2 separate regions of the Homo sapiens genome follow, and region 2 is linked to region 1. A link is an interaction called in ENCODE POLR2A ChIA-PET data of the cell type or tissue named here. Cell type or tissue: PC-9. All regions are shown on one strand. Each heading gives the region's core, and the rest is flanking DNA. Links, peaks and the distances in the headings are about the cores only. Region 1 has its middle 11 kb from the start of LINC02033. Region 2 overlaps TRANK1 (tetratricopeptide repeat and ankyrin repeat containing 1).

Evidence for each region. Peaks named below come from ENCODE experiments on the same cell type or tissue, not always from the same donor. Only the 100,000 strongest peaks of a DNase experiment are listed, where the experiment ranks them.
Region 2: POLR2A ChIA-PET joins it to region 1 with 5 read pairs; 3 of 35 experiments call an interaction of 5 or more read pairs at or near these places.

What each region holds. Positions count from the first base shown.
Region 1 is chr3:36,809,201-36,814,583 of GRCh38, forward strand. No RefSeq gene overlaps it. Among named protein-coding and RNA genes, the nearest start is that of LINC02033, 11 kb to the right of the region's middle. In PC-9, for the core only: no CTCF peak of the experiment used is centred there; a DNase peak (open chromatin) is centred at 3,231.
Region 2 is chr3:36,930,745-36,936,127 of GRCh38, forward strand. The region is part of intron 1 of TRANK1 (tetratricopeptide repeat and ankyrin repeat containing 1); the gene reads right to left. Among named protein-coding and RNA genes, the nearest start is that of TRANK1, 12 kb to the right of the region's middle. In PC-9, for the core only: no CTCF peak of the experiment used is centred there; no DNase peak of the experiment used is centred there.

The DNA of each region.
Region 1 (5,383 bases), core at 241-5,240:
TAAAGAATGCTGGCCAGGCACGGAGGCTCACGCCTGTAATTCCAGCACTTTGGGAGGCCGAGGCCGAGGCGGACAGATCACCTGAGGTCAGGAGTCTGAGACCAGCCTGGCCAACAGGGTGAAACCCCGACTCTACTAAAAATACAAAAATTAGCCAGGCATGGTGGCAGGCACCTGTAATCCCAGCTACTCAGGAGGCTGAGGCAGGAGAATCGCTTGAACCCAGGAGGTGGAGGTTGCAGTGAGTGGAGATCATGCCACTGCACTCCAGCCTCAGTGACAACAGTAAGACTCCATCTCAAAACAAACAAACAAACAAAAAGAATGTTGTCTTAGTACTTTCAGGCTGTTATAACAAAATGCCATAGACTGAGTGAATCATTAACAACAGAAACTTACTTCTTATAGTTTGGTAGCCTGGAAGTCAGGATGCCAGCATGGTTAGGCTCTGGTGAGGGCCTTCTTCCGGGTCGCAGAAGGCCACATTGCTCACTCTGCTCACACATGGAGGAAAGGGGATGAGAGAGCCCTGGGGTCCCTTTTATAAGAGCACTAATTCCATTCTTGAGGGCTCCACCCTTATGACCTAATCACCTCCCAAAGGCCTCGTTTCCTAATACCATCACACTGGGGGTTATGAATTTGAGGGGACACAAACATTCAGTCCATGGCAAATATATACAGTAAATAAGAAAAAAAAACAGAAACCCAAAAGAAAAATCCTCAAAGAATATGAATAGACAGCTCACTGAAAAATAAACACAAATGGATTTTAAATGTCTGAAAAAGTTATCATAAACAAACTGATAGTATAAAAAGTGAATATTAAAACTCAGATTGCTAGATATAACTACTCCATTGGCAAAGGTCAAAAAGCAAAATAACACATTGGCAAGGAAATAGGAAAATATGTTTCTCATACATTGTACAAGGTAGCAGAAATTAACCATCGGTGGATGGTAATTTGCAAAACTTATCAAAATCTCAAATGCACATGTACCTTGACCTACCAATTCTATTTCTAAGAATATATCCTGTAGATTTGCTCTCATATGTATGCAGAGATGAATGCGCAAGGTTATTAACTACATCATTATTTGTGATAGGAATTGGAAACAATGTAAATGTCTATCAACATAAGATTTGTTACATATGTTGTAAATGTAGAAAAAATGAGGTAGATCATTATATACTCATACATATAGATAAGTTATTCAGTGAAAAATTCAAAGGTAATAGTGTTGAAAGGAAAATTAGGAAGTCAGCAGTGAGAAGAGGAAAGAAGACTTAATTTACATAGTATACTCTCTGGTGTTATTTTAATATTTTACCTTATGAGCATAATTGATATGTCTATAAATAAAAAGCCAGTCAAAAATAATTAATTTTAAAATATATTATCCAAAGTATCCACTTTAAGCTCAATGAAAAATAATAAGAGGAGGTTATTTGAGAACCAATCCAAACCAAGACCAGACCAAACTCTCCAAGTGCAGTAGCTATTGGGAAATATTGTATATTTGTAGTAATGACTCCAATTTTTCAGTCCTTGTATCCATGCCCTTTGTTGTTGTCAGGTAAATTTCAGTGGTTTCTCGCTGTAGCAGGGACATAATTCTACCCCTGACATCCACGTGACTTGCTTTGGCTAATACAATAAAATGGAAGTGATGAGATGTCAGTGGTAAGATTAGGCTTTCAGAGACTGTGTGTTTCAGCTTGTTCCTCATGCTTCTGCTATCTCCATGAGAAGGACATGCCTAAGGATCCCACTTGTCCCAGGAGAAGAATAAGAGTCATGTGGACCAGATTGATTGCAGCTAAGATTGCGTATCCATTCTCAGCCTGAGCCAACCCCAACCTTGAGCAGAACCTCCAGGGGACTTACAGACACATGAGCAAGTCCAGTTAAGATCAGCCAAGTTCAACCTCATAACCTGTGAGCTTTAATAATGAATTGTTGTTTTAAATAATTGTTAATCCAGAAGTCTCACTACTGGGTATCTACCCAAAGGAAAATAAGTCATTATATGAAAGACACTTACATACATATGTTTATAACAGCACAATTCATAATTGCAAAGATGTGGAACCAACCTAAGTGCCCATCAACTAACGAGTGGATAAAGAAAATGTGGTAGATAGACACCATGGAATATTACTCAGCCTTTAAAAGGAATGAAATAATGTCTTTTGCAGCAACTTGGATGGAGCTGGAGGCCATTATTCTAAGTGTAACACAGGAGTAGAAAACCAAAAACCATATGTTCTCACTTACAAGTGGGAGCTAAGCTGTGAGTACACAAAGGCATACTGAGTGGTATAATAGACTTTAGGGACTCAGAAGGTGGAGGGTGGGAGCAGGGTTAGGGATAAAAAACTACACATTAGGTACAATGTACACTACTGGAGTGATGGGTGCACTAAAATCTCAGAATTTACCACTATATAATTCATCCGTGTAACAAAAAAAAACTTGTACCCCAAAAGCTATTGAAATAAATTTTTTTAAAAAAGGAAGAGGGAAGAGGAATTGCCCTTTGAACAACCCAGTGTCAATCAAAAAATCCCAATGTGTTCCAAGGTGTACTCTATCTCAATTCTTTGTATTCTTATAGCCTAATTAAGCACACAGATTTTCAATAAATGCTTATTAGAATAATTGGATGATTCAGAAAGTTTAGGACTACCTGGGGGATTTTGGAAAACTGACTGTGGATACATAAATGAAACTATAGATCATGTAGTGGTCTTTTCCCTGACACCTTAACTCTTGCCTGTCAATCATTTTGACTTCTGGCCAGGAAGTTGTGCAGTGCAGCGAGAAAATGCAAATGGGCAGAGAAGCAAAGGAGCCTCAGTTTCTTTCTTTGTGAAATGGATAAGAATAAAATAAAGCTCGTCTGTTATTAAAAAATAAATAAATAATTGTTAAGGTGGTTTGTTACATGACAATTGCCAGCCAACAGGGATGGTGTCAAGGTGTTTTAACCATATTACCTTGAATGGAGTGTGGTAAGGCCAGAAGCAGATTACAAGAGAGAAACAGGAAAGAATTCAACAGTTATTGTACTCACAGGTCCCTGGGAGAACACAGCACACCATGCAGGGATGCTCAGGTGAAGCTCCAGGCTGATCATGAGGCAGAGGGAGAAAGGGCACCTGTGGGCAGGTGCCTTTATTATGGTTTCTGTGGGAAGGAATGCGTGAGGCAGGGTAAGCAAGCTAGTTTGACTAGTTTAAGCCATTCCAGAATTAGCTAGTTCAAATAATTTCTGGGGCATGGGGGTTGTCCCTAGTCACCTGATACCTGGCCCTGGGGTGATTAGGGCAGGGGTAGAGCAGTCCAGGTGTATGGTAGCCCTGAGTGTGAGAGCCTAGTAGAGGAGGTAGCTGAGGATGTGGATTTAATTGGATGCTCAAGACAGAGAACTGACCAGCGTCTAGCCAGGGCCTCAACCCTGGATTAAGACAGTATTTTTAGAAAACTATAATACTCAAGTTCATAGTCCCTGTGGCCTTATGGATTTTTTTTTTTTCTCACAGAATATGTAGTAAGAAGCAGCTAGAGGCAGGCATCCTGGGGAAAAAATCAGATACAGGGTATATCAATTATTAATTATCTGGATTAAAACTCCATTGAGGGTGTTCCAGTTGCTATGGCTGCATAACAAACTACCCCAAAATACACTGGTTTATTTTGCTTACAGATCTGCCATTTGGGTAGGGCTCAGTGAGAACAGCTTGTCTCCATTCTATTTGGCATCTATGAGGGGCAGCCTAAGGGCCAGGGGCTAGAGCCATCTGAAGTCCTGATCACTCACGTGTCTAGTGGTCAAAGCTGGCTGTGAGCTGACACCTTAGCTGGGGTTGTTGACTAAAACACCTACATGCGGCCTCTCCATTTGGCTACATGGGCTTCCTTATAACATGGCAGCTGTGTTCTCCAGACCCTTGTGATAGGAAATATTGTAAATAATCTAAATATCTAACAACATGAAATTTGTTACATATGATGTGGAAGCCATATCATTTTTTATGACCTAACCTTGGAAATAATGCAGTTTTTCTTCTGCTATATTCTGTTCCTTAGGTTAGTAACAAAGCCCCACTCAGGTTCAAGGAGGGGGAAATAGACTCCATCTCTTGATGAAGAGTGTAAAAGTGCTGGGACAGCATGTGGACTAGAAATATTGCTGTGTCTGTTTTTGGAAAATACAGTCTGCCTCAGGGGATGGGGGAGCACAGTAAAAATGAGGTAGGCGGTGTCTCTGAGGTGAGAGAAGCGAGTAGGGGCATGACTAAGCTTGGCTGCGAAGAGCCTGGGAGAAGCAGGCAAGCGATGCCTGCCTGTGGTAGAGAGTGAGCTGGAGACGCTGGTAAGCAGCAAGGAGCTTTCACGGCCTGCCTGACAGTTGTCACCTTTCTTTAGTGGCATCTCTGCTGGGTGCTGCTTAGGACTAATGATGCCAGGGTGTGGTGGGAGGTTAAAAGTGTGGCTGAAGTTGCAGGAGTCAGTGGGACCTGATGCTGCATCAGGAGTGTCCTGGGCTCAGGCTTGGCTAGCAGGAGGGGCAAATCTGAAAGCTATCATGGACACAGTGGGGGCAGCAAATAAAATCCCTGTTATTTGTACAGTGCTAGGGAGGCATGGAGCAGTGTACTAGAAGCTGGTGAGGAAAAGGCAGGTTGCTTAATGTCTTTGACCTCAGTTTCCACATCTGCAAAGTGGACATTGCCTACTTTTCAGGGTTACCAGGAAGATTAAGTACAAGGATACCTGAGACATTTGATTACAAACGCCAGTTAGTGGACACTCCACATAGAGGCCATTATTGCTATGCTTGGATTCTCATGAGCCTTCTCAAAGGAAAAGGAACTAAGTGCCAATATTTTGTCCAGAAATAGACTGACTCCCAGGCGTCAACATCATCTCGCAATATTAATTCCTGGGAGCATTTACGGGGAAGGCAACAGAGTCTGATAGGGGAAATGATCCACTTCTTGATTTGAGCCTGACAGCTCAGAGCCTCCCACTCACAGCAGAGGACCTGCAGACTGGGTTTCCCAGAGAAACCAGCTACTTCTTGCTGCAAGGGAGGTGCCTCTATTTGAAGCTAAGACTGACACACAGCCCCAGATTCAGGCTGGAAAAAGGCCGGGAGCCTTGCTCTTCCCTCCTCCCCATGGGCCTCCCCCTGTTCTCTTTGCTTTCCCCAGGTCCCCTCTCAGGGCTTAGCTCAGGTGGCCTGGCCCCTCACCCATCTTGCTCTCAGGGCAGAGGAGTTGCTGAGACAGGGAACAAAGGAGGCCGCACTCAAACGCTGACAGTCTCAGATGCACCCACTCAAGTGCACACTCTTGGCCCTGATTCTGTGTTAAG
Region 2 (5,383 bases), core at 216-5,215, 120 kb after region 1:
AAATCTAAGAAATCAGAACAGTGATTGCCAAAAAAAGAGAGGGGGACTGACTGGAAAGGGGTATCAGTGAACTTTCTGGAAGAATGGAAATGTGTATTTTGACATTGTGGTGGTGGCCACACAGGTGCATATGTTTGTTAAAACTCACTGAGCAGTAACTTAAAATCTGTGCTGTTTATTACATGCAAATATCTCATTTTTTAAAAAGCACCGAGAAAAAGAAAAGCACTAACAGAAAATATAGGTACAGATTTTAGATAATCTTCAACCACTCTAGGAAGACATTCAGCAATACCTAACAAAGTGACACATACATATGGCCTTTGAAGCAGCAACTGACTCTACTTCTGGGAATGGATCTTACAGACTGACTGCATACATTGGAAATGGCAAATGTGTAAGATTATTCACTATCATGTTGCTGTAATAATAAAAGACTAGGACCAACTTTAAGACCCATCAACAGGGGACTGATTCAATAAATTAAAGTGCAGCACCCCCCCAAAAAACAAAATATTAAGTGTTAAAAAAAAAAGAATGAAGACAGTTCTGTATATTGATCTAGGATAACCTCCAAAATATATTTGAAAAAGCAAATGCAGAACAGTGTTTATATTACATTCCCTTTTGTACAGAAAGGAAGAGAGGGGCTGAATAAGAATATCTATTAATATTTGCAACCAAGTACAGTGGCTCATGCTTGTAATCCCAGCACTCTGGGGAACCAAGGCAGGTGGATCACTTGAGCCCAGGAGTTCCAGACCAGCCTGGGCAACACAGTGAGACCTCATCTCTACAAAAAATGCAAAAATTAGCTGGGCATGGTGGCACGCACCTATAGTCCCAACTACTCAAGAGGCTGAGGCAGAAGGATCACTTGAGCCCAGGTCAAGGCTGCAGTTAGCCATGATCATGCCACTGCACTACAGGCTGGACAACACAGCAAGACCCTGTCACAAAAAGAAAGAAAGAAAGAAAGAATATACATTTGCATTTGCTTATATATGCATAAAGAAATTCTGGGCCAGGTGTGGTGGCTCACACTTGTAATCCCAGCACTCTGGGAGGCCAAGGTGGGAGGATCACTTAAGTTTAGGAGTTTGAGGTTACAGTGAGCTATGATTGCACCGCTGCACTGCAGCCTAGGTGACAGAGCAGGAAAATCTGTCTCTTAAAAAAAAATCTGGAAGGATCCCCTAGAAATAAAATTATTTACCCTTATTGGGAGGGTGGGGCAGAGAACACAGGAGAGAGACTTTTCTTCATAACCTTTTTATATATTGTTAGATTCTTGAATTACATAAATTCAAAAGAGCTTTAGTGCAGTTTTATGTAATCTTCACATTTGAGGTCATTCTAATGATACCAAAAGCAGAAATCATAAAAAAAGTAACAGACATGAATCCATGAAAATTACAAACTCCTATATATCGAAAGGCACTGAAAATACTTTAAATCAACATGGTTATGCGTAGAGATTCACTGACATACTGCCATGGCGGATAAAGCAGTACAGCATCTGTCTATAGAAATGTTAAATGCACAGCAGAGTGCAGTGGCTCACGCCTGTAATCCCAGCACTTTGGGAGGTGGAGGTGAGTGGATCACTTGAGATCAGGAGTTCGAGACCAGCCTGGCCAATGTGGTGAAACCCCGTCTCTACTAAAAATGCAAAACTAGCCAGGTGTGGTGCCTGTAATCCCAGCTACTCGGGAGCCTAAGGCAGGAGAATCGCTTGAACCTGGGAGGTGGAGGTCGCAGTGAGCCGAGATCGCACCACTGCACTCCAGCCTAGGCAACAGAGCGAAACTCCAACTCAAACAAACAAACACGCACACACAAAAAGTATGAGTTAGAGCTATCAGAGTGTCAAAATATGCAATTAAAGTGAATAAAGCAAACTGGAGAGCAATTTGGAGAGCAACTTAGAGAACGAGTTGAAGAGCTTAAGGATGTATGTGTGTGTGTACATTTCATCTATAGAGAGATTTCTGACTTAACAAACTAATAAGAGCAGTGATCTTTGGGGAGCAGATCTGGGAATGGGAAGATTGCTACTGAACTATGAGAGAGTACATTTTTCTGTTGTTTTAGGTCAGCTAATTTGTGGTAGTTTGTTTTTGCAGCCCTAAGAAACTAATACACCACCACTGAATATATTCACAGAATCATATAAATAGAAAAAATGCAATAAAGTGTGGGATATGATGAGGTTTCTCTTCAAATAGCTTGATCAATCCTTTATTCTTTAATTCATAGTACCCCCAAACCCCTTTTTCTCTTTTTTTCTTCCTTTCTGTCTTTGTTACATGTCCAGACATGCCACAGTACCAGGCGTTATCAGTACTAGCTCACATTCCTTTCCTTATTTGGAAATGCTCTCTAGCTCATTGCAGACACCCCTTCCCCTTTCCCCTCTCTCCCTTATGTGCCCACCTTATCTTTAAAAAGTTCAAATGTTTAGCCAACCGGGATTAGTTTAGAATTTACGGCCTGAACCCAGCCAATGGGGAAAGGGTACAGGCGCACTTGCTTCAGGAATAAAGGCTCTCGTGCCCCTTTGTTCAGGTGTGCTGTCATGGCGACTGGCCAAGGAGGCACCCCTCTGCGCAAAGTAAAATTGCTTTGCTAAGAATCCTCTGTTTGAGTGTTCAATCTCCTTAGGATTTTGAATGTTATTCCCAACAAAAGTGAGATGATTGGACTACAATTTCTAGAGCAAGGAACCCAAAGCTCAGAGATTAGGGGGCCTTGAGCCAGGCCACACAGCAGTGAGCACCAGAGGTGAAACCCAGGCTTATCTCCTAGCATCCACCCCAGCACCCTGGTCCACACTACCTGTCACCTGCCATTTCTGGGTGGGCAGGAAAGACAGGCCTAGATCCCAGGGCTTGCTTCTGGTTCATGATGTTTCAGGTTAATGGGATATGGGCCATGGTGATCCCTGCATGTTATTTGAGTGTAATCCCTGCAACATTTACAGAACCTTTGCTTTGTTTACCCAGTGAGGAGAAAATATTTGGTAAAAACATAGCCCTAGTATTTGTCTGTTTTTCAAAGGGGTTCCCTGAAATTACTAATCAATTAAGCAGCTACAGCTGAGAAAGTCTGTGGGACTCAAGACCTTGCCCCACTTCCCAAGCTAAGATAGGCTGTGAGGATGAGGCATGGGACAGGTCAGCACTGTGATGTCTGGAAATAGCCCCAACTCTTTCCACTGTGATTGTTCCTTTAGGAAACAGGGCACTTGCTCAGGGGCCCTAAGAAACCCTTTTCAGCTGGAGGGCAATGTCACCATGGTAGGCATGCTCTAGATGGCTGCTCAGCTCACTGCAAAGGCCTTCCAGGGGAGAGCCAAGGTACACAGAGGCAGGCCAGGGCCTTGTGTGTGCTCCATGGGCCAGACCTGCCAGGACAAGGCCCTTTCCTGGGAGTTTCTTAACTAGAACTTTGGGAAGAGTCCCCTTGTGTTGGAAACTGAGATAGGAGGCTCCAGAGGGTTGCAGCCTTACTTCCTACCCTGAGAAGAAGCCAATTTCTGGGGTAAAAGAATATAATGCCTGTGCCCAGAGAAAAGAAAGGCAGAAAGCGGGGCTCCTACAGCCCCCAAATTCCACATCCCATTGCCCTGAGGCCCAGCTGCTGCCTACCCCTTCCTTGGTTACTAAGCACCCTTCAGGAACTTTCCTCCTTCTGTCTAAATCGTTTGAGTTGTTTTTTCTCTCATTCATTAAAAACGAGGGAAGCAAGGAAAAGTGACCTGCCTGTTTCATCCTTCTCTACAGCTGCACATTAGACAAGGGTCTATAATACCAGGGGTGTCCTACCCTCACCCCGCCCTGGGTATCTCTGGTCACAGTATTCCTTCCTGTAGTACCTGACAAGGCCTCGGAATCCTTTGTGAAACATTCATTCCAGGTGGCCACAAGTTCACGCCCCAGATGAATCCTATGTGCCATTCCCAGTTTACATGACAACAAAGACTTGAGCCAAAAATCAACTTGTGCATTTAAGCACAAGCATCCAGAATGTCCTAACTAGAAAACAACAAGCCAAAGACACACAGTCAGCTGTTCTCGAGCTCATTCCCAGCTTGCCTCCCTTAGGAGGCATGCAGGCCCCAGAATAGCTATCCCTGAGTTGGGTTCACACACACCCTCCAGAGGTATCTTCCTTGCCAGGCTGGATTACTGCAAAATTGGCCTTTTCATTGCTCTCCCTGGCCCACCCTCACCCAGCTCCAGCATGGCCTCTTCACCACAATCTGTAAGACAGTCCCCAAGACCATCAGATCATGTGCTATGTGTCCAGATTAAAAAAGACCCCAAGATCACCCAGGCCCCCAACCCCATCTGCCTCCCAGCACAATTTCTATGAACATCAGCTCTTCCCCAAGGGACTTGCAGATTCTCTGGGCCTTTCTCCCTCCCTCCACTTTAACCCCCTCCAAACCTCATGGTCTCCCTGCATGCCCACCCCGGGAGGGTGAGGGGCCACAGTCACTGCTGCTGCTCTTAACACACCTCTATAAGGTCCTGTGTGTAGCTTTTATACCACTTAATCCCCTGAATTATGATTTACTCGTTCTTTTGCCATATATTTCCCACCCTGCCTCTATGTTTGGGGCACTGTGCTGGTCTCGACAGCTCTGTGCCAGACACTAATTTGTTTTACTGCTTTCCCTAGAAGATGCCTGAATTCTTTTTTTTTTTTTTTTTTTTTTGAGATGGAGTTTTGCTCTCGTTGCCCAGGCTGGAATGCAATGGCGCAATCTCAACTCACTGCAACCTCTGTCTCCCGGGTTCAAGTGATTCTCCTGTCTCAGCCTCCCGAGTAGCTGGGATTACAGGCACATGTCACCACACTCAGCTATTTTTGTATTTTTAGTAGAGATGTGGCTTCATGTTGGTCAGGCTGGTCTTGAACTCCTTACCTGAGGTGATCCGCCCATCTCGGCTTTCCAAAGGGCTGGGATTACAGGCGTGAGTCACCGCACACGGCCAAAGCCTGAATTCTTAAGGCAAAAACTAAGTCTTAGTAAGTCTTACTATTTCTGCAACCCAAGGGCTCAGCATTTGTTGCATGAATAAATGATTCTCTGGCCACTTCTTACTTATCAGAGGCAGATGATTAAGCTAGAGGACTAGAAAAGGAATAAAAGTTTGGGAGATTTAATTCAAACTAGATTATTTCACTGGTGGTATTGGATTTCTGGCCATTTCCCATAAAGCCAGGTGGTTTTGTTACTTGGGGAAAACAAAGGGAAAAGGTGTATACAAATTAATAAGCACCTGTTGAGAATCTAATGGTCAGCAAACAAGGTAACATATCCCCGTGAGCAATTCTAGTCCTGGAGATTCGAAAATGCTAAAAGCTAAGAACA